Regions from separate parts of the Mus musculus genome. Here region 1 is linked to region 2. A link is a loop called in an ENCODE intact Hi-C map of the cell type or tissue named here. Cell type or tissue: gastrocnemius. All regions are shown on one strand. Each heading gives the region's core, and the rest is flanking DNA. Links, peaks and the distances in the headings are about the cores only.

What was found. A loop is a pair of places that touch in the nucleus more often than their neighbours do. Peaks named below come from ENCODE experiments on the same cell type or tissue, not always from the same donor. Only the 100,000 strongest peaks of a DNase experiment are listed, where the experiment ranks them.
Region 1: it touches region 2 in a loop (5-fold over the local background); 18 of 42 quality-filtered maps call a loop at or near these places.

The regions. Positions count from the first base shown.
Region 1 is chr5:76,112,569-76,125,016 of GRCm38, reverse strand. No RefSeq gene overlaps it. Among named protein-coding and RNA genes, the nearest start is that of Srd5a3, 21 kb to the left of the region's middle. In gastrocnemius, for the core only: a CTCF peak has its summit at 6,393 (motif pointing right); DNase peaks (open chromatin) are centred at 6,395 and 9,342; H3K27ac peaks cover 1,098 bases.
Region 2 is chr5:76,019,928-76,032,375 of GRCm38, reverse strand. No RefSeq gene overlaps it. Among named protein-coding and RNA genes, the nearest start is that of Gm32780, 17 kb to the left of the region's middle. In gastrocnemius, for the core only: a CTCF peak has its summit at 5,924 (motif pointing left); a DNase peak (open chromatin) is centred at 5,915; H3K4me3 peaks cover 319 bases; H3K27ac peaks cover 4,712 bases.

The DNA of each region.
Region 1 (12,448 bases), core at 2,429-10,428, 93 kb before region 2:
TGAGGACATTCTTATCAAATTAATATGGTTCATAAGCAGGATGTGGAATTTGTGATTACTGGTGTCTGTGAGCTAGTTCACTTTCAAAGCCCAGGCACTGCCTGAGGGTGCTTTGCCTTGCCAGAAGGATGCAAAAGGAGAGAACAATACTTCTCTAAGGAGGCCGCCATGGGAGGGGATGGAGAAGGAATTAGAGCTACCATGCCTGAAAAGCTCTACAGCTAGATGAGTTCTCTCCTCTGGCCTAGGCCTGTCATGGATGCCATTGCTCTGGACACTTGCAGGTACATCTCAATATGCTCTGAGGTCTCACTGTGGTATCCTATAACTTCTTCCTTAGTTCTACCTTCTATGTTTCTTGGATATATTTTTCTCTCCTGCCTGCACTGTCATGCTCCTTCAAGACATTTGTGTCAGTTACATGTCCTCTGATAGATTCTGTAGGGATATACTAGCAGGGTATAAAACCCAGACTCTTTTCTAGGGAGTTAGGTTCTTTGTAAAAGTGATAAGCAAGGGGGTAAGGAGATATAGCTCAGTCAGTAAAGTGTTTATTGTACAATTGTAAGGACCGAAGTGTGAACTTTAATGCCCATGTAAGAAAGATGGGTCTTGTGTATGTGCTTGTCATTCTAGTACTGGCAAACTGGAGAAAGGAGGACCACCTTTGGAGGTGGCTTGTTGACTACCCATTCTATCTGAGTCAGTGGGCTCTATGAATTTAGGGTTCAGTGAGAGATTTTGTACAAAAGAAACTCCAGTAAATGAAAAATAATGTACAGAGGTATTGAGGAAGCCATTTACCATTGACCTATATCACCCACCTGCATACACAGACACACACACACACACAGACACACACACACACACACACACACATACATACATACATACATACATACATACATACATAAGTTTTCAATAAGATAACCATGATGAGACATTGTATATATGGCAGGCAAGGAATTGTTCCATATACCCTGAAGCATCTTTCCTGTGTGTACATAAAAGCAGAGTAGATAAAGCAGCATCTCTGGAGGGCAGTGGGGGGGGAGGCCAGGGCTGTGGTATTAGACATAGAAATCACCCAGAGATCTTCCAAAGAAATGAGAAGTTCTGGAAGAAAGCAGCTTGCAACTCAGCTGGAGACAATAGCTAGCACACACAAGATGCTTTCTAATCACCTTGACCTGTCACAAGTGTCTGATATATTAAATTACTTAAACCTGGACCTCCTGAGGTCAGACCTAGTTATGGTCATTTTATAGAGGAACCATGGAGAGAGAACTCAATTTAAAATTTTCAAAGTCTCACCACTAATGAATGTTGTGGGCCTATCAAAAAGGGAAGCCTCATCCCAGAGGTGTGGCTCAGAAGAAGCATATGTGAGACCCTATACATGGCCAATAGGCACATCAAAAACCTAAAGGAAAACCTAAAGGAAGTGATACTTTATGCTCACCGAGGAGTCTAAAATAAGAAAAACAAAATGAAAACCAGTGTTAGCCAAAATATGGGCAAGTCTAAAACCCCACATACTGGTGGGAATGTCATGAGCCTCGAAAACAGTCTGAAACTCCCTCACAAAGATAGGCAATGGAGCTATTAGCTCTAACACTTCTACTCCTAACCATAAACCCTCTGGAACAGAACAGATCCATCCACATACAAATATATCCACAGATGCCATGGCAGCATTATTCATGATAAACATTTCAGAGGGTCTCTGTGCACAGCTAGATTTTAAAGATAGTATGTGTATACAATAGAATATCTGGCCATGTGGAGCAAGACATAGGACAACAAAGATACTCCTTGATTACATTCTAAGGGATAGAAACCTGAAGTAGACATTTCTGGTTTCTTTGGAGACTCAGTTGTGTCATGTAATGTTTTCTGGAAATTGTCTTGTGAGAAGATTTTTTTTTTCTGAAGCAGACACATGGGAGAATATTTTGCTGAGAGCAGACAAGTGGTGTTTTTCTGGAAGCAGCCTGGAAAAAGGGCATGTTGTGTTTTGCAGAGTGGGAGCTTGAGAGAACATGCCATGCTTGGAAAGAGTATAAATTAACCCAACAGACAGTAGATGATGCCGCCGTGTGGTATAGGTTCGCCTTACCATTCTTTGCTGATCGTTGATTGTTGTGAATTCATAGAGAAACACACACCAAAGAACTTTTGGTGGCATTCTGGCAGCTTCTGCGAACTCAGGCCAATTGACAGAGCCTCTTTTGGATTGAACTGTTGTTGCCGATTGGTGAATGATGTTTGTGAGTGGATCAAGCTACTACTCTTGATTTGTGTGAACTCAACTGCTGATATCCTGACAACACAGATTGTATTTGCCTCAAGCAACTATTTCTAAACAGGTCCACCTCCTCCTTTGTCCTGTTAACCATTTTTTTTCCTCCATTGCCTCTGGTTGATGGTGGGCTAGAAGGGAAGTTAAAACATATTACATGTATTAAAGTAGGATTTGAAAAACACAAGCCCACAGAAACAAGTCATAAAAGACCATGTAATAAAAATTCTGAGGTCTGAAGGGTTAACCACCTCCCTGTCAATTTTCTAGCCTCATGTGACAGTCTTACTTAACTTCTGGCTTCTGGGAAAGTAAGAGCCCAGAATCTGGTGAGCCTCACAGCCCATTCCCTTCTCAAACTCTTTAAAGCAGATAGAACAGTGATTGATGACAGTGGAGAAAGGTACTGAGATGGTCCTCCAACCTTTCCTGCCTTGGTTTTGGTAATGCCTCCACACAATGCCTGGATCTCATCCAGTCCTCCATCCATCCATCTATCCATCCATCGATCCACTCATCAAATATTTATCGGGCAGCTTCCAGTACAAAGCACCTAGTGAGGAGTGCAGACACTTTGCATGGAGGCCGAAGAGACAGCCATTTCACTTAAGTGACATTTCTAAAGATCTGGATGGTTAAACAAAACCCAGTATTGGCTCTTTTAAGACTCAGCCTCTCAAACTCTACTTCTCTCCATCTTTGCTTGTCCTTAAGTGATCTTGTGGAGTCCCAGAGACTGATTTCATGCCAAAAATTCCCACCCTAACCTTCCCTTTGAACTTTATTCTCATCTAGCCAATTTAAAATAATTAATTTATTCAAAACATTTTAAATTTTCTTCTAGAGCTGGGAATATAGCTTAGTGCTAGGTTGCTTGCTTAGCATGTGTGAAGCCCTAGGTTCAATCCCCAGGACTTAAAGAATGCTATTTCATTATCTCCAGCATCAGCACCAACATCCTGGTCCAAGTCATAAGCATCTATCACTAGGATTAGCACATGGGGAATTCCAGCTTGTCTCACCCACTTGCTTTGATTTCCTATGTAGCAGCTCAAGGGTTCTCTGCAGCAACGATGCTGGATCACAGATGAATCTCTGAAGCCTGCCTTTTCTCATACTCAGAATCATCCCCATGCTGTTATCCCGCTGACATCTCCCTACTCCATTTATCTATTTAATAGACAGTCTTGCTTAGTAGCCCAGGCTGTTTTTGAACTTGTAACCCTCTTGCCTCAGCCTCCTGAGTGCTAGGACTAGATGTGTGCATCACTGTCTCACCACACTCAACTTCTTTTATCTTAATGGTGTCTGCTCCACTCTGGCTGGCCTGGCTTTATGTTGTTCAACTTTTAGTAGGGTTTTATGTGTGGCTCAGTGCACCACGCCGTCTTCCCTATGAGGCGATAGATATCTACTGTGTTTTTGCTGTCTCCTCCATCTTCCTCCCCTTGCTCTTCACGTGTCTGGCTACATTCTGATTTTCTTTGCACCTAGTTACTGTGTGCTTACTGTTTGTCTTTTCTCACTAAGACAAATGGCAGGAGCTGCTCAGTTTCCTCTTGTGCTTCTGGTGCCCACAGCAGTGCCTGGTGTTAACATGTGGGTGCACATCTGTGAACAGAAGAAATGCTGTCAGTGTGCATTCACTCCAAGTCAATGATAGGTATAAGTTAAACTTCGAGTCTAGTACTTCTGTTGCTATTACTATTTTAACAATTTGATGTGACCACCATCCCTCTTTAGTTCATCATGAGTTTATTATTTTATATATCAAGTGGGACCGGAGTCCTATTATTTTATTTAGGTTAATGACAAAACATGACATGAGTAATGGGTAAAACATGAGGAAATGGGACAATTGTGAGGAAGAGAGTGGGAGGCAAGCCTTCCTTCCTCTCCGCCTTACATCATATTAAACAGAACGTCGTAAATGTATCTCCTATCCTCTCTGGTATAATCAGTCCATATGGCACAAAGGTCCACTTCCCAAGAGAACTCATTTTCCATTTGACATGCAAAAAACCTGATCTTTTGTGAGAGAAAGGAGTGGACTGCATGTGCTGTATACGGGAAATTGATTAGGCTTAACCAAGATCATAAGAAGATCTCTGCAAAACGAATGAAATAATCTTCAAGCCCTGTCTCCCCTAAGAATTATCCACCAATATTATTATAAGGGAGACCTCATCTTTCCATGCAACACTGTCCTTTGTCTATCAAGCATCGTGTGAGTCTGAACTTTCTTTTAACAGTGCTCCTGGTTACAAGGGGCTTTGGGCATGAAAGCAGCGTTCATCACAAGCTATAGTGTTTTCTTGAATTTGTATGTGGCAATGTAAGAGTTGGCAGGGTTCCCTAGATGTAGAACCCCATCAGCAGAATAAATCTTTTCATCTGATAAAGTTTGTCTCAAGGTTTTGTATGTGCTAACTGTATTGTGAGAACCCAGACCTCCAGTGGATAAGACACTCCTGCAAGGAGCCCCATGTCAAAATGGCAACCCTTCCTCCTGTCTACATAGTGTGGAGGAATCGATTTTACAGGTCTTTACTTACTCAGCAGCTAGGATACATGTGTCTTATTCCAAACTCTGTGTTTCTTGGTTGAAGTATGTTATTTGTAGCAATAGGCTTAGAAAGCACAGGTTCTTTATGTAAGTGAGCGGTTTGCACAAATGCAGAATATGCTATGAAAATTCCCAAGGACATGGTATCTTTTTACATATCTAAAAAATATTTTATTTCCTTTTCCTTTTCAAGTGCCCTTCCTCCACCCAGTGTAGCAGTAGCAATTGTGTGTGTGTGTGTGTGTGTGTGTGTGTGTGTGTGTACCTTGAAGAGATCAGTGGTATGCTGGGTGAGGTAGTATTGGCTGGGGGACATGCAGTACTTTAAACACCACTGGGGAATCAGATTTTAGGGGAGCCAGCTAGATAACTACAGACAAGCCATTACTCTGAGTTACCAGGAGGTTGGATTATGTTAGCCAGTCTCAAACACAATATGCACAAGAGTCACCCCAGGGTTTGGCTTAACTATAAGTTCTGCTTCGGTAGACCGAAGATGGGGGCCTGAGTGTCTGTGTTTCTAACCAGCTCCTGGGTAACGAATGTGAGCCTGCAGCTTGTCTGTGGCCCCCATTTTGCAAAGTAGGGCGGAAGTTGGTGTCACCTGGTAAACAGATGGTGTGAGCTATATACTAACTTTCATATGTCTACATTTATTTAGTCATATATATGTATATAAGCCATTACTGTGTGTGTGTATATATATATACATATATATGACACACACATATATATATACATGTATATATACACAAATGTATGTATATATGTGTATATATATAACAGGTTTGTGTTATATATATATATATATATATATATATGTATATGTATATATATATGTGTGTGTGTGTGTGTGTGTGTGTGTGTGTGTATGCACATGTGACAGTCAGAAAACAAATGACTAGAAGGAGAGAATTAGTTCTTTCTTTATATTTGTGAGGGTCCAGAGACTGAACTTAGGAAGTCAGACTTTAGTGGCAAATGACCTTACTTGCTGACCCCTTGCCAACCCTTTCAATTTAAAAAAATATTTATTTATGAACTTAATATATGTATGTGTCAATGTGAACTTTCACATCTCTAGCAGTCACAGTGAGTAGGTAAAAATAATAGTTGTAATAATAGTGAAGTAGCCGTATGTACTGTAATCACAATATAAACACTGTACTCAATACGTTTCACAGCCTTTTCTCCACTTTATACTTTCTAAATTCTGTATTTTGTGTTTATGGAACAACTCAGTTTGAACTTTCCCGATATCAGCTTCTTGAAGGAATTCATGCCTGTGAGCTCCGCAGTCAGGGAAAGGAGGCAGGGATATCTGGAGTTCAAGTCAGGAGCGTCAGCCTGAGTGTCGTAAGATCCTATTTCAAATGAAACAACATAAACCGAAGATGCTCAGTAGCCACATGGGTGTTACTGGAGGATGCAGGGTGGGCCACATCTGCCACCTGTACCACCACCTGTATCAGTCAGTACCCTTTCTCATGATTCATCCGCCTCCCATTTCAAATGGACTTCTGCCTGCAGATGGCGCTAATGCCCTGTATTTTGTTCCCTGAAACTTGTTTTTAAACGGTTGAGCAAACTTAATATTACCTATGCAATCCCTTCTTGATTTGTTCATTCTGTAATTTTCGTTACTATGATCTATGGAAGGTAAGCCTTATGTGCTCTGTATTCTGGACCAACAGAAGGAAATGTTATCTGTTCTTGGGGGCAAGGTATAAAGTTGATCTCCAATTATATAATATCCTTGGTCCGGGTTTGATAACCAGATGTTTAATGGAATAACAATGGAGGCAGGAAAACTGCTCACGAGCTTCTGTCAGGCTCAGATAACTTGGTAAAATTTTTTATGGAGCAAAAGAAAGTATTTCTTTTTCCATTTTGCCTAATACAAGGAGTATTGTGAGGCTTGTGTTACATTTTCTGGAAAGGAACCAATGCATGCAGTCATTAACCTCCACTTCCACGGGGTCATCTTATCCCTACTCCAGCCACACCATATCCAAGAGACTGCATCTTCCGGAAGAATGTCTTCTCATAATAAAACATAGTCTTAAGAAGATGTGCCCAGGGGCTGGCGAGATGGCTCAGTGGGTAAGAGCACCTGACTGCTCTTCTGAAGGTCCGAAGTTCAAATCCCAGCAACCACATGGTGGCTCACAACCACCCGTAATGAGATCTGATGCCCTCTTCTGGTGTATCTGAAGTCAGCTACAGTGTACTTACATATAATAAATAAATAAATCTTTAAAAAAAAAAAAAAAAAAAGAAGACGTGCCCAGCACCCGTTAGATTTTGTTTTGGAGGTAGCATCTGGCTATGTAGTCCAGGCTAGCTAAAACTCTCGGTGTAGATTAAGTTGACCTCCAGTTCCCATTAAGCCTTGTGCCACTGCCACAGCAGTCCCCCGGAGAGCTTGCATGTGTCACTGCTCCTGCTCCAGTGTCCAATCTCAGAGGAGCCTGTTGTTGGTCTTCTGTCTGCGTAACTCTCTAGTGAGAGCTAATATAGGTTAGGAAATACCTTAGGTGTTGTGTACAGAGACTGATGTGAGGCACAACTGCCACAGTAAAGCGATGGGGTAGTTACTGCCCATCACCTCCACTTTCGAAGAGGAAACGGCTGTGTGGACAGTAACTGACTTGTCCTGGAGCATCTATTACAGGGTAGAGAATGAATTTGCACCCAGTCTGCCTGACTCCATAAGTAATTCTATCTTCTACATTATATGGAGGAAGCTTGCTCTCTCTCTCTCCCTCTCTCTCTCTCTTTAACTTGGCAGTCAACAAAACGCTAAACAGAAACTGTCCTCTAATTTTTAAAGCCTAAGGTATTCTCAGTGATACAAAGCTGCCTTTTTAACATAAACCAAACTTGTCTAGACCAAAGCCCAAGAGCAAAGTGCTTCTTCTGGTCCTAGTTCTCATTGGGTTATCTAATGACTCAGACAAAGTGTCTTAGTTGCTGTTCTATTGCTGTGATGAAGCACCACACTGTTACATATGCAGCTAGAGCCATGAGTTTATTTTCGAGGGTTCCAGAGCTCCTAAGCGTCCATCACCACCACAATAGGCAGGAAGCACCAGGCACGGCGAAAGGAACCATTGAGAGCACACACACACATCTAGAACTGCAAGCAGAACACACGCGCACGCACACGCACACACACACATGCACACGCACACACACACACACACACACACACGCACACACACACACACAAACACGCACACACACGGGAAGTGAGGAGATTGGGGATTCACAGGTGAAAATGTGTTCACAGGCAAAAAAATGTTGTACATTTTCTGGTAGAATGTGCCTTTCTTCCCCACCTCCTCCACTGTGTTTCCCCCTCCCCCTTTCCTAAATAGAGTGTGACTGCATTCGAGGACCTGCAACTCTTGGGACCAGTTCACTCTAAGGCAGTGGGTCGAGACCCCTTCGAGTACTCACACACCCTTTTCACAGGGGTTATCTGAGACTATAGGGAAAACACAGCTATTTATGTTGCAATTTACGACTGTAGCAAAATTACAGTTGTGAAGAAGCAACGGAAATAATTTTACGGTTGGGGTTCACTGCAACATGAAGAACTGTATTAAAGGATCTAGAAAACCAGTCCAAGAGACTTTTCCTAATCAGATTCCTTCTTTTGTTGTTGGCTAGAAACAAAGCCACTTAGGCCAGAAAGTCGTGTCACTTCAATGGGGAAGGAAGATGTATTTTGGTGAATTTATAGGTGGCATATGACCACAGGACAGCCTTTCAGTACTCAGAAGAGCGCAGGCAAACATGGAGAACAGTTTTCCTGTGTGGTGAGCTTGGAGAAGGAGGGGTGAGCTGGAAAAGAGGGCCGACTTCCTCACGGAGAAGAGCAGACGACAGCGGCCTGTTTTGAGTGCTTTCACCCTGTGCCCAAGGCTGGCTCAAGCACAGTGGAGTTGAATTATGTGAGGGGCTTAATTGAAAGGAACGTTCTTACAGAGGAAATGGGCATTTGGTTTCCTTTTTGTAGAGCAGGCAGGTGACAGATAGTGACTGGTGTGAATTAGGACTTCCTTCTTACCTCCCCCACCTGTCCCATGCCCTGACTACCTGGAATCTCTTGGTCACTGGGATAAGGTGAGTAGCAGAGGTGTTCCCACAGAGGCTCCACAACCACAGGAAACTGATTTGACCTTCTGACCTGCTCCTAAGTGACACTGGCAAGTCCCGTAGCTTCTTAACCTTTATTTCCTCCTTTGGAAACACAAATACCATCTGTGCTGATAGCCTGGCAGAGCTGCTGGGAGAGTCACATTAGGTAATGGAATTCTCAAGGGCAGCCAGCGTAAAGTCCGGTGATAACGTTGATGGGCAATGGACTTCTTGACCGTGGACTTCTGTAGTGTGAAGGCTCACATGAAATCTCCTTGCCTTTGTTTTGTTAGGGAGAACAGATGGGAGACCATAAGCAGTCTCTACAGGATGCTGCTGTTCATTGAATTCCAACTCACAAGGGCCAGCCAGCACCTTGCTTCCAACAGGATTAGTTTCCTGACTCCCTACTATGCCCGGGTTGCTAAGCTCCATTCACTTACCCAGGCCTGCCTGCCTGAAGGCTCCAAAATGAAGATACTAGGTCAAGTTCACAGGTGCTAAGTGGCAGGGCTGAGATTCCACAGCAAGGCCGTGCTCTCACGTGGAAGGCTGACTGTGAGGGTGTGGTCATACTATGCTTCTGATCGAGCTGTCCAAGAGGGCTCAATTCCTCCAAACCTCCTCCACACTGGAAATTCTAACATTGAACACTTTCCTAATATCACCATATTAAGATGGGGGGAAATGACATTTCATTTCTGTTTTTATTTTAATTTGCATTGTATTCATATCTTATTCTGTAGCAAATATGTCTTCCTTGGGGAAGCCCATATACACTCTCTAAGCTCTGTGTGTGTGTGTGTGTGTGTGTGTGTGTGTGTGTGTGTGTGTATGGGGTGGGGGGCGTGTGTCCCTCCCCAGTCTGCTTCCTGCTAGAACGGAAACTAGAGAAGATGCTTAGAACAATGGGGCCAATCCAGAGCCCCTCAGGGACACTGTCCTTGTTTCTATTTTGTTTTGGATTTAGACAAGGCTATGTAGCTTTGACTGGCCTGGAACTTGCTAGATAGACCATAGAGATATGCCTGCTTCTGCCTCCCAAGTTCCAGAATTAAAGGTGTCTGCCATCATGCTTGTTTTGTTGTTAAGTCAGGGTCTTTTGTAGTCAAGGCTGACCTCAAACTCTCTATGTGGATGAGGCTAACCTTGAGTTTCTGATCCTCCTGCCTCTACCACCATAGTGCTAGAATTACAGATATGTGCCACTGCGTACCATGAGCAGTTGATGTGGTCCTGGGCATTGAACCTAGCTAGAGCCTTCTTGCACATTAGGCAAACCCCTTGCTGACTGTGCCCCACCCCCAGCCTCCTCAGATCTTATTTTGAAATGTTTGAAGCACACTAACATTCCTTGAGAAGTTTTATGCCTTTCAGAGATTTTAGCTATGAGATTTTGTGTCATACCTATACCTGTTTTGTGACTGTGAAAGAACTCTCTCTGTGTGTGTGTGTGTGTGTGTGTGTGTGTGTGTGTGTGTAGGGGACAGTGTTGGGATGGGGTCTAGATCCCTGCATATGCTACCCAAGCACGCAACCTTACCTGGGGCCCAAATTGTCTTCAGGTTTTTAGGATGTCTGCTGATAAATATAAAAAGAGGGGTTTTTTTGTTTGTTTGTTTTTGTTTTTTTTATAGTCACCTGGAGAGATACTATTTTTATTTATTTTAGTATTTTGTTTATGAGTGTGCTCACACATCGCATGTTGGAATACGTATCTCTACTCTTACACTATGCAAGTCTAGTATGAAGTTGTAAAAGTGTGTGAGGGGGGTCTTTCCTCTTCTTCCCAAGCTCCCAGAATTGAGCTCTGGGACTCAAATTATACTTACAAATGCCTTGGCCATAAGGTATGGCTGTTCCCTGACTAGCTCATGTATTAATTGTCACATTATTCTATTCTAAGTTCTGCCAATTGGCTGGTTACCTCTATTCAGCTCTTAAGCTTTTGTGCTCCTCCACGTCCCCAGGTGAATCTCCCACACCTGGCTCTGTCCCAGAATTCTTGCTTCCTACGAGAATTCTGGCCTTCTATTTCCTGCCTCAGCTATAGGCCAATTATCTGTACTTGACAGGCAAAGCTTCCAAGCAGGCATAAGAGATTTCTTCGACATGAGGTGGTTATTTTCTTATGTTTACCAAAAACTTCACTAATTGGTAAAGTTATTACTGTGTGGGACTTCAGACTCTTGGGATCTATATAGATTAGATTCTGGGATCCTATATATCCTTGGGGTAACAAGTCACTCAGATTTACCAAAAGGAATAATTAGCTAATACCCCATAACCTGACAAGGACCAGCAACCCCAAAAGGAAAAAACATGAATCTTCTCTACAGGGAACCACAGGCCAATCTCAGCCACTTGCTAACATATCTAGTAGTATGGGACATATTAGGGTACAAGAAGAAAGTGTTGTCAAGCAACTCCTGAGCCTGATGCCCAGTGTTTCACTCTGGTTATTTGGAGCTGTCCAGCTGAGGAGACAGAGGTATCTATTGCCTCCTATTCTACAACAAAGAGAGAGCCAGTGGGCTGTTCATTTTGCACACCACATTCTTAGAGAAACCTTTTTTCCCCCTCTCCCATAAACAGAAAAGAGTACTATTTATAGTGGCTAGGATGAAGATATAGGCTGCAAACCTTTTCTACAATTGCTTAGGAAGAATGTTGAATTATGATCTGAATCATTTCAGTTCTGTTGTGAAAGTGACCGATTGATTGTTACTTATTTCCTTTTTTGGACTTAAAATCTACTTAATGGACTCTGAACATTAGGTAGGGACAGCAGTGGTTTAAATTCAAGCTGATTGCTTTATTCTTTTGGGAAGAAAATGTTCTGAAATTCCATGTTTTGTGACCTGAACCTGAGATTTACTAACATTATTATTTGACTGAACTTTATTGTAATAAGAACATTTAATAGATATCTGCTTACCATGCTTTTAATGGCCAAAGCATGACTAACTAGAGGTACAGTGCTGTATAGCTGAAAATGAATCCCCCTTGCTTAGTTACTGTCTTATTGCTGTGAAGAGACACTATGACCAAGGCAGCTCTTATAAAAGAATTCATTTAATTGAGGGCTTGCTTACAGTTTCAGAGGGCTAGTCCATTATCATCAGGGCAGGGAGTGTGACAGCCCATTGGCAGGCATGGAACTGGAAAAGTAGCTGAGAGCTTTACATCTTGATCTGTAGACAACAGGCAGAGATATGGACAGACAGACAGACAGACAGAGAGACAGATCCTGACATGGGATTTTGCAACCTCTTCTGTATGGATGTGTCTATTCATATCATTCACAGGCATCTTGGGTTCATCCACACTTTGGACATTTTTGTAGAAAAACTTATCTAAACTTCCATGCACAGATTTTTCTTTCTTTCTTTCTGGTGTGCATATGTGTTAGTGTTTGTTTGTGTATGGATACA
Region 2 (12,448 bases), core at 2,727-10,726:
GTTATGACACTTGCGAGGAAAGGACTTTTATCCTCTAAGCTATGTCTCTGGCTCTAGATCATATTTTTTGGATTACAAATTTTTATTTTCCTCTTAAGTCTCCTAAGTTATGCTTTGTGAAACAGAACATAAAACTCCTTGGAATTATAATATAATCATGGTATTCTCTCCTTCCCCTTTGCTCCCTTCAGCCCCTACCAAAGATCAACTTGTTCTCTTTCAAATTCATGAGTTTGTTATAATTGCTGGAGTGTGTGTGTGTTTGCTCCCAAGTACACAAATAAAGCATATCGGCCTGTATAATGTTATTTGTATGTATATTTTCAGGACTGACGACTTGGTCCTGGACAACCAATCAGGGTGCTCATCCCTGAGAAAGACTATTTCTCCAGCTCTCAGCATTCCTTAGTTGTTTGTAAGTCCTTGTCTAAGGCTGTGGCCTTCTGTGATTTCCCCATCTCATGTTAGCATGTCTGTTTGTGTTGTCTGTTGTCCTTGTTCAGATCATGTTGAAGAAGCCATGCTGGCAAACCTGATTCTGTTTGTCCTTACACCCACAAGTCTTTACCCATCATCAAGGAAACCTTGCTTAACACATTACAGAAACCCACAATTTATTAGACTTATGGAGCCCGGTCCCAATTGATACATCTACACCACTACGCTTGCGCCTGAGGCTCCTTGTAGAAGAGGAGATCATTGTAGAAGTGGGGGTGGAGAGATGGTAAGAGCCAGAGAAGCAGGGGCTTTGCTGTGAGATTGTGTCTCCTAGAAATGTCAGAGAAGCTACACCATGGTTTTAACACATTCTGCCAATCTATCTTACTATGAACTGTATAGCTTTTAATTTTACTGGTATTATTTTACTATTTTCAATATAAAAACTCTACCTCTATTTTTGTCCCTTTACCATCTCTCCATCTCTAATATATTTTACTTTAATTATTTCCTCTATATACCTCTAGAACTACCTCAAGGAGTTTTATATAATTTGGGAGACAGAAGGAAAAGCAAAGCAACTGGTGATCTGTTTCTCCACACACCATTTCAGCTTTCTCTTCCTTTACTGGTTCTTTTCTGTGTAGAAGGACATCAGCTGACCTTTTAGGGTTGGCCCACTGGTGACACATTTTCTTAGCTTCCTATTCACTGAGAATGTCTTTCTTTTCCCTTCGTTCCTTGGGGGTACTTTTCCTGTGTATACAGTTGTGGGTTAGCAGTTGTTTCAAAGCGTGAGACCTATGGTGCCAATTCCTCCTGGCCTCTGTGGCTCTGTTGAGAGAGAGAGAGAGAGAGAGAGAGAGAGAGAGAGAGAGAGAGAGAGAGAGAGAGAGAGAGAGAGATATATATATGAGGGAGTCAGTTATTTCCTCTCTTGGGGCTGCAACTATCTAAACTCTCAGAGGCTTAATCATAGGGTGAATTAGTATGGAATTCTTAGCCATTTGTATAACATTAGAGGAGACTCTGGGTTTTCTTTAGGCCTCGTGTTTTAGCCTGGCATTTTTTTCTGGGGCAGCTCTAGCAAGGAAAGGGAAGGAAAGGGATTATTATTCCCAGCTGGAAGTGTGTGTTTCCCATTAGTCTTGTGTATCACCTGAAATGGGAGTTCCTCACAACTGCTGTGAGGGGAGGTAAGTTTACATTCATTTCTACGAGGTGCGGACTGATGCAGGGCGATTGCTCTTGCTGTTGGACGATGGTTGAAGTTCTGACTCATTCCCAGGCATCCTCTGATTCAGCTTGGCATTGAGGGAGAGGACTTCCTCCCTACTGATGGGCTGCAGTGAAAACCCAAGCACACCACTGATGCTGTGCTGTGTTGCCAGGTGGATGTGTGTGTGTGTGTCGGTGTGTGTGTGTGTCCGTGTGTGTGTGTGTGTGTGTCCGTGTGTCTGTGTGCTGTTGTCAGTTGGCAGAGATCAAGTCCTTGGGTTCTGACCCCATGACCGCATGGGGGTGTTGGGCTCCTGTCTCAACTCATTTATGCTGCTGAAATAAAATACCACATAGGTAATTTTTTAAGAACAGGAACAAGTTCCACAGACTTGGAGGTTTAAGGTCTCAGATCAGGGAACTGGTGTGTTCGGTGTCATCTGAGGACCTTATGGGCTCTTCCAAGATGGTGCCGTAGTCATCACCACACAGAATTCTTGCCTCTTAGTACAGTTTATTGGGTATCAAGTTTCAATGTGAATTGAGGAGAGAACATAAATGTTTGAGTCACAGAAGTCATCTTGCCAATGTCATTAGAGAGTGAATTCTGGGTCCCTCACTGAGCCTTTGCTGGATCCTAGCTGGGGCAGCCATGCTGTTGGTCGAGGAAGAATGGATATTCTCAAAAGATTTGTGTCTTGCTAGGTTTTACCTTTCCTCTAGTCAGGGCTAGCTTCTGCTAGGGCGTTTTATTTTTTTTGAGATCTGTAGCCACTGGCATGCTCACTTTGCTGAATTCTTTAATGTCATGTCAAACCTATGTAAGGAATTTCAGTCCTGAGCCCAGTTTCTTAGGTCTAAGATCTCTTAAGGGTCTACCTTCTCCTATTTTTCTGTATTTGTTTCATATGACATTTTGGGCAGGAGTTGGGGCGAGGGTGGGAGTGGGAATGGGGGTGAGGGTGGGAGTGAGGATGGGTAAGGAAGAGAGTGAGGATGGGGATGGTGTAGGATAAGGAAGAGGGTAGGGATAGGGTGGGGTGGGGATGGGCATGGGGGTGGGGCAGGGGTAGGGGGGATGGAAGAGGAGGGGGGAGGGGGATGGGGTAGGGATGGGGGCAGGGATGAGGGTGGGGATGGGGGATGAGGATGGGGGTGGGGTGGAGATGGCATGGGGTGGGGATAGGGTTAGTAGCCTGGGATTTAGCCAGTGAGAGGGCCTGAGAAAAGTGTTCCATCTGTCCAGACTGTGCCTTTGTGTACAGATACTTATGTTAGAGATGAGTTCTTCTTACAACACTGGGTAGCTGGGCTGTGGAGGGAAGGCACTCCTGAGCACCCCTTGCTGAGAAATGGCTTCCTGTCATGATTTATACCAGTGCATGATGCTCTCTCTGTTAGCCTTTATTGGGAGCTGTTCATTTCACTCTTACCAGGAGGCCCTAACCAAGTACTCAGAATGGCTAACACTTTCCTCACAATTCTGACTACTGCTGAGGCTGCAACTAGCTCACTCCTTGCAGGGAGAGGAGGGCAGAGTAGGTAAACAGGGCCCCCCAGCTGTCAGCCTCCTTTCTCTTTCTTTGATCCTTCCCCTCTCCCTTGATTCAAATTGTTCTCAAATTTACAGAAAAGGAAAGTACCGTATTTTCATGGCAGATAAGAAACCCGTGTTTGGCTTTATTTTATGTGGATAGGCTCTTCAATCAGGAAGATGGCTGGGCTCCCTTCCGGTTTCCATGAACTGAGGAACACTCCACAGGGCTTGGCTTCGTCCTTTATCATTCTGATGTGAAAATCTTATTGGAGGGGAAATTGAGCAGGTAATGAGTATAGCTTACATCCTGGGGGCCTTGAAATGCAGTTTACTAAACCAAACACAAAAGACAACAGTCTAAACATAGATTCAGCCACAGTCAAGCTTTTCCTGTGAAAGAAAAACACACACACACACAAAACCCTAAGCAGGGGAACTGTCACACTTCCCATTGTTTGTCACAGGCTAGTTTGGGATTCCACAGTGACAGCTGTCAGAGGCCCAACTTTTCAGCAGAGAGGTAAAAAGCAGGGCAAAGCTGGGAATCTCTGGATCTTCATGGACTCTCAAGCCCCGATAGCCCTTGGTCTTCTTATGATAGGGCCCTTTGCTTGCTATCTTTCTTTCTTTTTTAATTTTTATTGAGTATTTTATATATTTACATTTCAATATCCCCTTTTCAGTTTTCCCCTCCACAAGTCCCCTATCCCATCCCCCTGCTTCTATAGGGTGCTCCCCTCACCCAGCCACCCACTCCTGCCTCCCTGCCCTGGCATTCTCCTACACTGGGGCATCGAGTCCCAGGACCAAGGGCTTCTCCTCCCATTGATGCCAGACAAGGCCACCCTCTGCTGTGGCTGTAGCCATGGGCCCCTCCATGTATACTCTTTGGTTGGTGGTTTAGTTCCTGGGAGCTCTCAGGGGTACTGGTTAGTTGATATTATTGTTCTTCCCATGGGGTTGCAAACCCCTTCAGCTCCTTCAGTCCTTTCTCTAACTCCTCCATTGGGGTCCCTGTGCTCAGTCCAGTGATTGGCTGTGAGTATCTGCCTCTGTATTTGTCAGGCTCTGGCAGAGCCTCTCAGGAGACAGCATATCGGGCACCTGCCAGCAAGCACTTTTTGGCATCCACAATAGTGTTTGGGTTTGGGCTGGATCCCCAGGTGGGGCAGTCTCTGGATGGCCTTTCCTTCAGTCTCTGCTCCACACTTTATCCCAGTATTTCCTTTCTCTGCCTGAGTTGTGTGCCCAGGTTGTGTTAGGGGCTGGCAGTAATTATTCTTCAGACTAAGGAATTCAGGGAAGAGTCAATCCCAACACTATAGGGTCAGATGTCTTTCAGGCTGCAAAGTTTAAGATGAGAAGGACTGAGAAGTCTGATTTAGGTGATGTTCTCATCTCTCTGCTGTGAGATTCTGGGGGAATCATTTTCTAAAGGATGTCAGGAAGCCTAGAAAGGCCAGAGGTTCTGATGGTGACAGTGGAGTCCCAACAGGTGCAGAGAGATATGCAGACAGAAAGATGAAGGTAGTTAGAGGTTGGAATCTGCTCTGTCTATTCAGGGTGAAGGAGGGGGCTGAGCGGGAGTTGTTGAGGCAGAAGATGCCAGTTGAATGTGAGTGGAGAAAGACCTCACACTATGTTAGGAACTGATAATGGGGCGAATGGTTGCTTCCAGGAAGAGCAGCTCTGGTGAGATGTGGGTTTTAAAAATGGTTCTTTGGAAAGAGGCTTTGGTTATAAAAGAAAAGAACCAGGAAGATCAAAGCAGTTACTTAGTTTTAAAGCCGGGAAGAGCATAAAATACCGCATCATTGAGCGACAACAGCAGGTGAACACCTGATACACACGCACAGATACACACACACACACACACACACACACACACACACACACACACACACACACAGATACACACACACATCTTGGAAAGAGGAAAGCACACATTATTCTCTATTTAATGTATCTATTTTTGGCAGTATATCCTTATCCCACTGGTCTTTATTTTTTTTAGCAAATATAGTCCCAGGCCCTCAAGAAGCCAAGAAATAGTCTACATCCTGGGATGAATAAGGAGAACCAGGTCTCCTGCTTTTCCTGGGGCACCCTCCACCACATGATACTGCAGCCAAATTGGATAGGCGGTAATCCAGGTCTTTACCACCAGGGTGAGTTCTTTGGAGGCTGCGCCCTTGAGTAAATATGAGAACAGATAAATCTTGGCTTGCGCCTAATGTGCTCTAGTGGCCTGAAGAGAGTTTCATTTGTTCCCCTCAGAGAGAGGATTTTTCCATACTGTGGGGTTTCAAAAATAATCCGTGGTGGCCACGGCTCATGTGCACACCGAGGTCAGAGGTCAGTGTTTCTGGAGGAGGAAACAGCAGGGTGTGAGGGATGTTGGGCTGGGGAGTCCAACATCCCTCACACCCTGCTGACTTGGGTTAGCAGTCTCTGCTCTGCCTCTTTGCACCTGTGTGATCCTGGCTAAGACACTTGCCAGTCAGGCTCAGCTTCTTTGTAAAGTAGATAGATGTGTTACAGGACCTACCTCGAGGGGCTGTAACGATTCAAGAGAATGGTGTGCATACTGATGTTGGAAGAGCTCCTGGAACTTAGCAAGTGCTTAGTGATGCCTTGGCTATTGTTGGTATTATTATCTTCTTTAAGACATGGCTGAAGTGTTCTACAGTGCTGTGACATTTGAGCTTCGGTGCCATCTAGTGGCTGGGACACTTCAGACGATGTTGTAAGTCTTGGGGTTACCTTCACAGGTGACAAGACAAAACAAAAAAGCAAACACAAAAACACACCAACCATCATCAACAACAACAAAAATCCCTGGTTTTCTCTGTCAATACAGATCTCTTTACATGTCTAGGCTGAATACAGAGAATAACTTTGTCTCTGCAGGCAAAAAAGGGAATTTGATTATGGGCCTTTTGTGCCTTTTCTCCCTTGGACTGGCCATACAGGAAGTCCTGTGTTCATAATGGATATAGCAGCCCCTGGGGCAGGACAGACCTGTCAGGTTTGCAAGTTACCAGTTGAAGGACTTCAAAAATGACTTGGCAAAGAGTAACTATGGTAGAATTGAGTGGTCAAGGGAATGTGTACAAATGTCTAACATAAAGCCTGTTGTACATGAGGTCAGGAATTTGCAGTAGATTCTTAGGCTAAGGAAGTATTCCATTGGTTAGTTCATTCATTCATTCATTCATTCATTCATTCAACGACTATGGAAAACATACCATGTGCCTGGAGCTGATCTAGATGCCATGCACGGAAGTCAGAGCTTCTCTGAATTTGTGTTGAGAGCCACAAATCCAAGAGATGATCCGGGTGTGAGTACCACTGGGGAAGTTATGGACCGAACAAAGGGCTGTCCACAGAGCATAATTTCCATCACAGACATAACCTATTCATATATACTTACATGGAATGTTAGCCTGAGCAGAAGGTTAAATATCTTTTAAAAGATTGTATTACTTATTTATTTAATATGAATTATGTGCACATGTGTGTATCCGTGTGTGGGAATGTGAGTGCAGGTACCCACAGAGTCCAGAAGGTGGCATTGGGTCCTTTGGAACTAGAGTCACAGGCAGTTGTAAGTCGCCTAATATGGGTGCTGGGATTTGAACTGAGATCCTTTTCAAGAGAAATGTGTGCTCTTAGCTGCTGAACCATCTCCCATCTCTCCTGCCCCAGAGAAATAGGTTTCCTTTAAACGTTACTACTATATTATAATGATTTTTTGTTGTTGTTGTTAGTAGGTGAAAAATGGAAGTTCCTCAAGGAAAGAGTTTTTGTTTTTTGTTTTTTGTTTTTTTTTTTTTTTTTACCTAATTTGCCTAGAAACATGGTGTGAGCTGGTGGTGGACCTGGAGTCTCCATTAGTGTGCTGTGGTCTCAGGGCAATGGTTCAACTGGCTCAGGGGACCTCAGCCACTTGTTGAGGTGTTAAAGAGCACGGTGTTTACTTTTTACCTGTAGGTTAGCAATCTCATTATCTCCTCCCTCCCCCTCATGAGCCTGAATATTTTCTTGATTAATTTTCTAGGAGCTTAGCAAGTTTCTTACAATTTGCTTTAGTAAATCACCCAGAGGTATATATGTCAGACCTGGATGAATTCTTAGATTAGGTCCTAAGAGAATGGGCTTTATAAAGGGCTTGGGGGAAGGGTGTTGAGAAGGAGAGAAAGCAGGTGTGATGCTCAGGAAGAATAAAGTATAATAATATAGTAGGTATAAATGCTGATGAGAGCTATCCATGTACAGGAGATATTTATACCAATTAATAATAACAGTATATATCTTTCATAGAATCATAAAGGCTTTAAACTAGACGGGCACTTCCTACACCAGATGGTTTTCTCTGTTATATCTCCACATGGAAGAACATCCTGAAGTCCAGCTGAGACCCTGTAGTATGGCTTTCCCACATATCAAAATGGAACAGAAATTTAAAAGATGTCAAGAAACCCACGGCCTGGAGAATGTCTAAGTCTCAAATGTCCCCTAAGTGAACGGTGCTTGGGAATTTCCAGATAATGGCGATAAGGATGGTCCAATGGCATTCATTCCGTGCCCCCACGGCCCCTCAACTACTCTTCCCCACATGGAGAAGGAAGCTATGGTGTGTCTGCTGCACGAAGCCCATTGAGTCTCTGGGATCTGCTGGTTTCTTTCTGAATCCTGCCTTCCTGCTTCAGGGCTCCAGCTAAAGCTTCCTGAAGAGAAAACACCTTCCCCGAGCCCACTTGGCAGGCTGCTTCTTAAATTAATTTCCCTTCGCGTAGATACATTCCTCAGACCCTAGAGGATAATCAAGCAGTTTATTTTATAGTAGTTCAATATCAGTGCCAATCCTCAGGGTTGGGGGCCTTTGCTAAAATTCTACATTTTTTTTTTAACATTTCCTCAGTAGGTTTCATTGTTCAGCTGATCTGTAAAAGAGAATTCTCTTCACACACCCTGGCAGAGAAGATCAGCTGATTTCTTCCATAGCTTTTTCCTGGCTTAAAAAAAATAAAAACAAAACCAAAAAGATGGCTTAATAAATGTGGCTTTACCTTTTATAGTAAAGGTACTGAGAGGTGGGCGTGGTGGTGTAAGGTTGTAGTCCCCAGCATTTTGGAGTCTGAGGCCTGGTGATCTCACAGTTGAGGCCGGTCTTAGCTATATAGGAAGTATCTGCCACAAACGAACTTTTCATGCTTTCTCTAGGTTCCATTGTTGCTACTGCTGAAGCTTGCCCCAAAGATTCTGTTCTTGAGTCCATTTCTGGTGGATTCCAGGTGAAGATGACACAGCCTTCTCTTTAGGCAGCTGATTTAGGGAAGACTTGCTTACACAACTTGAATACAACTCTTAAAAACTTTTAGCCCATAGTTTGCCTTCTCCAAAGAATAGCAACGGTCTGAAACCTCTGTGTTTTCTCTTAATGGGCTCCTTTATTAAACTGGCACCATGATTTACCTATCTTAACTCTATAACGCTTATTTCTTGGTTCTGTGATGTATCCTATCTTCTATGAAGGTTGGAAGAGCTCTATTTGGTGTGTGTGTGTGTGTGTGTGTGTGTGTGTGTGTGTGTGTTTGCTTTTGACGGCTGGCACAGGAAACGCAGGGCGTAATCAGACTGTAAAACTCTAAGCAGAAAGGAGATTGTCATTTCGGCTGCAGACAAAGCAGATAACAGGCAGCTATTAACTAGTCAGAAAGATAAGAGAATGAGTTTGATTCCTCATTAAAAGCTCCCTAGTTTAAGTCTTTTAAAGAAAGGCTCTGAGTCTTTGCTTATTAAGTTACATAAACAAGGTGAAGGGCTGTGGGGGAGAATGGAAACTCTCGGTGTGACCTATAATTAGAAAATTTCCACACCGGGAATAAAAACAGAGGCGGTGTGCTGCTTCCTGACCCCACTCAGGCTTCGCCATCATGGGAGACAGATAAGAAAACACCAAGGAAGGAAACCTGAGCCAGGCTGCCTGCTGGCCCTGGTGGTGGGTGACTCCACGGGGCTAGAACACTTCCTTAGAGTCTAAATGATCTCAAAGGCACCTTGAGAGGGGCATCACTGCTAGCAGGCACGGCTACTAACCGAGTACCAAGGCAGTATTCTCTACTGCACTTGCAAAGGTGGTGGCCTGCCCTACGGTTGCTTCTGAAACAACTAGAGACAGTCAGCTGATTTAGGAGAAAGGGCGCTGGCTGCCTACACAGGTTCTTGCTCGTTGCTTCCCTCAGCTAAGGACTATGCTTCTAACCTACCTGCTGATGGTGTTGCTTGATCCCATGCAATTAGGAATGCTACAGCACTTAGAAAGCTTTGGTAGTGCCTCGGGCAGTGCTGGTGGTCACTCTACCATGCATGCAAAATGTGTCTTTATACAGAATGCAGTGGCTTGTCTCTGTTTAAAATTGTATCGGGAACCTGAAACACGTGTTGATGGTCCCTGCATGAGGAAGTAGTCACAGGTGGCCAGAGTTTTGTAGAGGTCATGGTCACATCTGCCGTGGCTCTCAGACGCCATGTGCTTCAGAATGTCACAGAGGGAGACTGTCCCAAGTTTCCCAATGCCAGATTTCATGTGAGGGCAAAGCAAGGTGAACCTGGGGTCCTGATGGAAGGAAGGGAGTCAGGTTCCTGCCCCACCTCTTAGTCAAATGAGACTTTGAGTGAAAAGCTCCCCTTTCCTCCTCTGTGTGGCCTCCTGCCATCACACTCCCGTACGTCTGGAGCAGCTTTGAATATTGACCTTGGTGGCTCATCAATGGGTTCTGTGAATTGATAGATTGGCAAACTGTTTGAATAAGAGATTGTCTCTCAAGCCTGTGTCTTGGTGTCAGAGAGGTAGTGGGTGCTGCATTTATGATTTAATAAGTAGACATTTAAAAAATGCCAGCACAGTGGCTGCAAAGCAGTTGCTGGCTCGCATTCTGGCTCCCTTCCTTCCATAGCATTTCTTCTTCCACAAACAAAGAAGTTACTAGAATGATCTTAAACAACCCCCCCAGTCCTGTTACTCAGTCCTAGCTTACGTTAAACTAATTTAGATTAAAATTAAGTTAAAAAAAATTCGATTTTTCATTATACCCCAAATACCAAAGGTAACTTATAGAAAGCGGTTATCTGTTTTGGCTCAAGGTTTTAAGGGTTCAGTCCATAGTCCTGGGTTATACTGACTCTAACCCAGTGTGAGGCAGAGTGTCATAGTGATGGAGCATGTGGAAGATGGGGCTGTTCATAAATTGGTGGACCAGAAGCAGAGAGCAAGGTAGAAACTGGGAGCCAGAAATAACTTCTTCTTCCTCCTCCTCCTCCTCCTCCTCCTCCTCCTCCTCCTCCTCCTCTTCCTCCTCCTCCTCCTCCTCCTCCTCCTCTTCCTCCTTCTCTTCCTCCTCCTCCTCCAATGCAACTAAGGGTAAAACATTCATTTTGTAAGGGAAATATCAGCGTAAAAATATGTAATAATGGTTGGTCTTCCATATTATTTTGGTCTTAACAAAAACTGATTCAACAGAGGCCATTTTGTTGCTATTGGACATGACTTGCAAAAGGAAAGTCCAAGCTTACGGCTTACTGTGGCTTACGCCTATAATACCAGCACTTGGAGGACTGAGGCAGCAGGATCATAATTTGTGTGTGTGTGTGTTCATGTATGTGAGTGGGGTTGTGTGTGTGAACATCAGAGGACAGCCTTGGGTGTTGCTCTTCTCCTCCTACCCTGTTTGAGAGAGAGCCCCTGGTGGTGTTCTACTGTGCATGCCAGGACCGCTGGTCTCATAGTTGGCCTGTGGTTTTTGGTGATTCTTCCATCTATGATCTATGCCTCCCATTTCCGGTAATCCATGCTGGGATTACAGATACATGAATTACTGTATCTAGAGGGATTACAAATCTGAGGACAGCTTATGCTAAACAGTGAGTTCTAGGTCAGCCTGGGCTACATAGTAAGACTCTCTAAGAAGGAGAGAAAAAGTTAAAATTTCAATTGTCTTTAGCGTTTATATAAAAGATGCTCCATTTCATCTGCACCCTGGATGAATGGTCCTGGTTACCCTGATCCCCATCCAGTTGGTATGATTTTTATTCTCAAGTGTCCAGAGAAATTACAAATGGCTATCTAGCTGGCTAGCTACCTGGAAAATGAGTTGTATCCTTGACCTTCCACTAGGATATGAGGCATGGTCTTCATGTGTTTCACTGGCCAGAACCACTGCCTAGACATGATAGTAGCATCTCTCTCTCTCTCTCTCTCTCTCTCTCTCTCTCTCTCTCTCTCTCTTCTCTCTCTCTCTCTTTCTTCCTTCCTTCCTTCCTTCCTTCCTTCCATCATCTATCTATCTTTCTATCTATCTATCTATCTATCTATCTATCTACCAATCTATCATCTTTCTTTCTCTCTCTTTCTCTCTTTCTTTCTTTCTTTCTTTCTTTCTTTCTTTCTTTCTTTCTTTCTTTCTTTCTCTCCTTCCTTCCTTCTATCATCTATCATCTATCTATCTATCTATCCATACATAGACCAATCTTCCTTCCTTCCTTCCTTCCTTCCTTCCTTCCTTCCTTCCTTCCTTCCTTCCTTCCTTTCTTCCTTTCTTTCTTTCTTTCTTTCTTTCTTTCTTTCTTTCTTTCTTTCTTTCTTTCTTTCTTTCCTTCTTTCTTTCTACTGTCTACATTTTAAAGTGTATGTGTGGTTGTGCATGCTTGTAGAGGCTAGGGGACAATCTTGTGTTTCATCTTTAGGGGTGTCATCTACTTCCTTAGAGAAAGAGTCTTTTGCTGGCCTGGAAATCATCAGTGAGGCTAGAATGGTTGCTCAGCAGGTTCCAGGGACCCTTCTGTTGCTACCTTCTCTCAGAGGTGTGTGCCATCATGTCTGGTATTTTCATATGGGCTCTTGAGATTGAGCTCACATCCCACTGCTTGTGAGACAAGCACTGTGTGGCCACCTTATCTCCCACTCTCACACGTGGTATCATTTAAAACTACTTGGTCTCTTCCTTGTGACACCAGAAGATCAAACCAGAGCTAGTGAGAGTCTCATGGGTAGGGCACATAGTGATTACCCTTCCCTGTCCATACATAACCATTAGGCCATAGGCCAGGATCATGGAGTCATTCCTATGAAGCAATAAAAATTAAATTTAGAAAAGCTGTTTATCACGAGAGTCACCTGTATACATTTATGTATGTGTATGGATAGAAAATGTCTAAAGCAGTAAAATAGAAAAATCATTGTAACAGGGGTTA